2 separate regions of the Homo sapiens genome follow, and region 2 is linked to region 1. Evidence: chromatin contacts called from ENCODE Hi-C or POLR2A ChIA-PET data. All regions are on one chromosome and are shown on one strand. Each heading gives the region's core, a stretch centred on a gene start or an enhancer-like site at or near the end of the contact. The rest is flanking DNA. Distances are from core to core; before and after follow the strand shown. Region 1 holds the start of NCBP2 (nuclear cap binding protein subunit 2). Region 2 has its middle 27 kb from the start of CEP19.

Region 1 (2,655 bases), core at 58-2,557:
TAGCTGGGATTACAAGCGCCTGCCACCACGCCCGCCTAATTTTTGTATTTTTAGTAAGACGGGGTTTCACCATCTTGGCCAGGCTAGTCTTGAACTCCTAACCTCGTGATCCACCCGCCTCAGCCTCCCAAAGTGCTGGGATTACAGGCGTGAGCCACCGTTCCCAGCCTTGACTAAATAAATCTAAGAGCTTCCCTAATTTAGCGTCAAACAAAATTTCCCTTTCCCTACTCTAGTAACACATTTCACACATTCTCCACACTTACCCTCTGCTATATGCGCCCCTTCCTTTCCCAGTCACAAGGGGATTTTTCCCTTTTCTGAATCCTCACTACAGGGGATTATGAGCTCGCAGAGCGCAGAAACTGTCTTCCCTCTCCCTCTAGGGTTTAGCACAAGGATTTGGCGACAGCACTCGATAAACGTTTACTAAATAATTGGGTTAATGAGTCCCGCCCCGCCAACCCCCAACCGTATTCCATCCCTACCTCCGCTGATACTGAAAAGTCTACTTTGAATATCTGCTGCCTCCCCTTTTTCCACAAAATATACTGTGATATAGTCCGGACTAAAAATTTCCCTCTTCTGAAATCCAGCAATTCTCCGATCTTTACATCCGAACACCCTCAAAGTGCCGAGCTTGGCGGGTCCACCTCCCCACTCCGAAGCTTCCCCGAGGGCGGAGTGAGGACTCCACTTGTGTCTCCCACGCACCGCGTACAGCTTCCGTAACACCATCCTCCCAGAGAAGGGGCCCGAATCGCCGAAGGGCACTGCTTCGCCGATTTAAAAAACAAAGCAAAAAGCCCCGCATCTGCATCAGGAAGGCGCCTCTGCCTACTCTGGGAGAGAGAAGGGCACCCCTCCCCCTTGCTACGTAGTCGTCTGCGGAGGCACAACCGTGGAAACGGGAGCCGCCACCACCACCACCGCTCAAACCTCTCGGCACTGGCTGGGGTACAGGGAGCGGCTGCGAGCGAATGGGATAAGCGAGCCTCCAGTTCCCCGTCTTCCAGAGCAAGTGGCTTCAGTGATATCCAAGCGCCCTTCCAGCACCCATTCCCTGCCTCGCCAGCAGGCACCGGGGCCCCACTTGGCGTTTGCGGATTTCAGCTGAATGGGAGGCGACACAATGAGACAAGAGCAAACCGTTTCTCAGCGTTCTTGCCCAGGGCCTTCCCGTCTCGCGGCCCGGCCTCCCTCACCCGGAAGTGCTGGTCCCGGTACTGGCTCAGCTCCACGTAGGAGTCGCTGCGCAGCGCCTTCAGGAGGCCACCCGACATAGTGCAGAGAAGCGGACCACAATGCGGCGACTCCCGGCACGAGGCTGCGTCCGCGATGGCGGAAGCGGAAACGCGCGGAGGCGAGCATCTCATTGGACCCAATCCGAGGGCGGCGTGTCGTCATCAAGCTGCGCGGGGGCATAGACGTCCGGGTCGGGCGCCGCGGGGCGGAAGACGAGGGCGGCGAGGTCGGGTTCCGGGCGCTTGGAGAAGATGGTGCTGCGGCGGCTGCTGGCCGCCCTGCTGCACAGCCCGCAGCTGGTGGAACGTCTGTCAGAGTCGCGGCCTATCCGACGTGCGGCGCAGCTCACGGCCTTCGCACTGCTGCAGGCCCAGCTGCGGGGCCAGGACGCGGCCCGCCGCCTGCAGGACCTCGCGGCTGGGCCCGTGGGCTCCCTGTGCCGCCGCGCTGAGCGATTTAGAGACGCCTTCACCCAGGAGCTACGCCGCGGCCTCCGAGGCCGCTCGGGGCCACCACCAGGTAGCCAGAGGGGCCCTGGCGCAAACATTTAATCCTGGGCTGTGCGGGGCCGAGGCCGCTTGCTTTTCCTTCCGGGCTCTACAGTGGCATCAATGTGGAGGGGTCATTCCGGGCACTGCGCGCGGCTTCGAATCCCGACTGGGATTGTTGGCCTGCAGACATCCCACGCATAAGAGCCTAGGCCAGACCGCCCGCTCCGTTGAAGTCTTGTGATTGGACAAGACACAGTGTGGAGACAGCCCTAAGCCTAACAGAGATGAAGGTAGGCTGGGTCCAGACACGGCACCTACGGAGAGCCACGGACCGAAGCCAGAGAGCCTTTCCTCTGCAAGTGGGACTGAAACTCTTGACAGATGCTGCTCAATCTGACTGGTATAGCAGGACAGTTAATTCCAGGGACGATATGGATGAAAAGACAACCCTACAGCTGCCAAATTCCTTTGATTAAATGTGTGAGCTGGTTGATAGGCATGAGTGTGATACTTCTCAGGCAAGATGTGTTAAGAATACCGGGGACTGTAGGCCTATGGTAATAATAAACACGTATTTTATGAAATGAGTCTTCTGTGCTGGGACTTGCTCATTGCACTCTATGTGTTATCTCACTCCTTACAACGACATTCACATGAGGAAGCAGATTACTTTTTGGATTTTTTTGTAGAGATGGGGTGGTCTCGAACTCTTGGGCGCAAGTGATCCTCCCGCCTCAGCCTCCCAAAGTGCTGGGATTATAGGCAAGAGCCACTGCGATGGAAACAGAGGCTGCTGCTTAAGTTGCCCAAAGTCTTGCAGAGTGGGATGTGAGCAGAGGCATTTGACTCCAGGGCCTAAGTCCTTAACACAGCTCTGCAGCATTTACCCTGATACTCAACCCCTTCCTTCCCCAACCCC
Region 2 (2,655 bases), core at 88-2,587, 260 kb before region 1:
TGCCCTGCTCACATGTGGTCAGAGTTTAAGGTTATCTCTCTTGTTCCCTGAACAATTGCTGTTATCCTGTTCTTTTTTCAAGGTGCCCACATTTCATATTGCTCAAACACACATGCTGTACAATTTGTGCAGTTAATGCAATTATTACAGGGTCCTGAGGTGACATACATCCTCCTCAGCTGACAGGATTAAGAGATTAAAGTAAAGACAGGCATAGGAAATCACAAGGGTATTGATTGGGGAAGTGATAAGTGTCCATGAAATCTTCACAATTTATGTTTAGAGATTGCAGTAAAGATAGGCATAAGAAATTACAAAAGTATTAATTTGGGGAACTAATAAATGTCCATAAAATCTTCACAATCCACGTTCTTCTGTCATGGCTTCAGCTGGTGACTTCCTGCAACACTCCGCCTCCCGGGTTCAAGTGATTCTCCTGCCTCAGCCTCCCCAGTAGCTGGGACTACAGGCACCCGCCACCACACCCGGCTAATTTTTTGTATTTTCAGTAGAGATGGGGTTTCACCATGTTGGCCAGGCTGGTCTCGATCTCCTGACCTCATGATCCACCCGTCTCGGCCTCCCAAAGTGCTGGGATTACAGGCTTGAGCCACCGCGCCTGGCCAAGGTTTTCTTAATGGAGGGACATAAAGTCGATATTAGTCGAAAGGGGCAAGTCCCCCTCTTTTACAATGGACACAGAGCTGAAAAGACTATGAGTGACAAAAACTGGTGATAAGTGAAACACAAAACAGGAAAATAGAAGGAGTTACAGTAACATTGTTTGAAGTGTTTTGTTTTTGTTTGAGACGGAGTCTTGCTCTGTCACCCAGGCTGGAGTGCAGTGGTGCGATCTCGGCTCACTGCAACCTCCATCTCCCGGGTTCAAGCGATTCTCCTGCCTCAGCCTCCTGAGTGGCTGGGATTACAGGTGTTCACCACAATGCCCGTATTTTTGTATTTTTAGTAGAGATGGGGTTTCACCACGGTGGCCAGGTTGGTCTCGAACTCCTGACCTCAGGTGATCCGCCTGCCTCGGCCTTCCAAAGTGTTGTGATCACAGGCGTGAGCCACCGCGCCTGGCCTGTTTGAAGTTTTCTTAATGTATTGCATTTAATCAAAGAGGATTGTAAAATGTTTTTAAACTCAGGTGAGCTCTGAAAGTGCCTAGTCCTTGTATTTACCCAAACCAGTGTTTAACTCCTGCCACTGCCACTCACAAAATGCTGGATTGCCTACCACTTACTTCACTCTGCTCCTTGGTTTCTTAATCTGTATAATAGGATCAGAAATTCTTCTGTGAGGAAATTCGGAAAGGAAAACCCAAACGTAGCAGAGACAATGGACATTGGCACCCTTCTGCCCCCTGGTGGTAATTTTTAGAACCATGTGGGCAGTGGCGAGGCTAAAAATAAAATGTGCAAAGTGTAAAACAAAAACCACGCAGTGTCTTCCTTGTCATGCACAGCCGCGTTCGAATCGCTCATTGTCTTGCCTCCTCAGTGCTTTCTCCCGCCCACGACTATCAGTGGTCCAACCACACATTGCAGGAAGTTCCAGGAGTCATCCACTTACCCTAGAGCAAGCTTGTCCCACCTGCTGCCCGCGGGCTGCATGTGGCCCAGGTGGCTTTGAATGCAGCCCAACACAAATTGATAAGCTTTTTTTTGTGACTTTTTTTTTTTTTAGTTCATCAGCTATCATTAGTGTTAGTGTATTTTTTAATGTATGGCCCAAGACAATTCTTCTTTTAATGTGGGGAGAAAAAAGATTGGACACCCCTACCCTAGAGGAATGATAGTGTTTAGTATTTGTTTTCATTCTTATTTTCCTTCTCCTCTATATCGCATGGATTGTGGAGCGTGTCCATGTCTTCAGGTCATCAGCATGACTTTTAGGGGAGGTGACTACAGAGTCAAAGCCATGGGAGATGCGGAATTCAGCTGAAGATCACTTAAACATCCAGCACCGCTGTAGCACTAGTCATAGAAAGAATATGAAGAGAATTCAAGATTAAACAGATTGGCCAGGCGCGGTGGCTCAGGCCTGTAATCCCAGCACTTTGGGAGGCCGAGGCAGGCGGATCACCTGAGGTCAGGAGTTAGAAACCAGCCTGGCCAACATGGTGAAACCCATCTCTATTAAAAGTACAAAAAATTTAGCCGGGTGTGGTGGCACATGCCTGTAATCCCAGCTACTCGGGAGGCTGAGGCAGGAGAATCGCTTGAACCCGGGAGGCAGAGGTTGCAGTGAGCCGAGATTGTGCCACTGCACTCCAGCCTGGACGACAGATCAAGACTCTGTCTGGAAAAAAAAAAAAAAAAGATTGAGCAAAGCAGTCAATAGATTAATTGGATTTAATTAAGTGATGAAAGAATTGAGTAATGGAACTTCACCCATTCTAACCATGTGATAAAGTAGAAAAGGTTCAAAGATTTAGTAGGGGTTTAAAATGAGTTTAAGAGAATGGGATTACAATTCCAATCCCATTGGTAAGACAAATTTTATTTCTAAAAATTCATGTATTTCCCCCCTTTATACAACTGCAAATGCGAGTTTGGAGCTAGAGTGGGAGAGGAAAGCAAAGAATGAAGGGAAAGAAATAGGAGGAAGATTCTAGAAATGGGGGCAGCATGGGAGAAGTGGTGGGAGCAA

The links. A loop is a pair of places that touch in the nucleus more often than their neighbours do. ChIA-PET counts read pairs that join two places held with the same protein, here RNA polymerase II (POLR2A). Pooled maps may share reads with other maps.
Region 2: a map of mammary epithelial cell shows a loop between it and region 1 (2.7-fold over the local background). The contact joins the enhancer-like site here to the promoter of NCBP2 in region 1. A Hi-C loop is called at or near these places in 2 of 168 maps with a recorded cell type or tissue (PC-9 and mammary epithelial cell) and 12 of 50 pooled maps. POLR2A ChIA-PET finds 5 or more read pairs at or near these places in 3 of 52 experiments (K562, activated CD4-positive, alpha-beta memory T cell and activated T-cell).

What each region holds. Positions count from the first base shown.
Region 1 is chr3:196,941,221-196,943,875 of GRCh38, forward strand. It overlaps NCBP2 (nuclear cap binding protein subunit 2), which reads right to left and starts at 1,308. Exons shown (of 4, transcript NM_007362.5): 1 at 1,206-1,308. The coding sequence starts at 1,283. It overlaps NCBP2AS2 (NCBP2 antisense 2 (head to head)), which reads left to right and starts at 1,454. Exons shown (of 1, transcript NM_001355243.2): 1 at 1,454-2,323. The coding sequence starts at 1,497. The coding sequence ends at 1,796. It overlaps NCBP2-AS1 (NCBP2 antisense RNA 1), which reads left to right. Exons shown (of 3, transcript NR_046630.1): 3 at 1,173-1,314. RefSeq lists enhancers at 640-1,313, 772-1,011, 1,042-1,181, 1,232-1,531, 1,314-1,987 and 1 more.
Region 2 is chr3:196,683,699-196,686,353 of GRCh38, forward strand. No RefSeq gene overlaps it. Among named protein-coding and RNA genes, the nearest start is that of CEP19, 27 kb to the right of the region's middle. Within about 2 kb of position 1,338, at least 6 of the 41 ENCODE cell types and tissues checked have a DNase peak (open chromatin) inside an H3K27ac peak, as active enhancers do.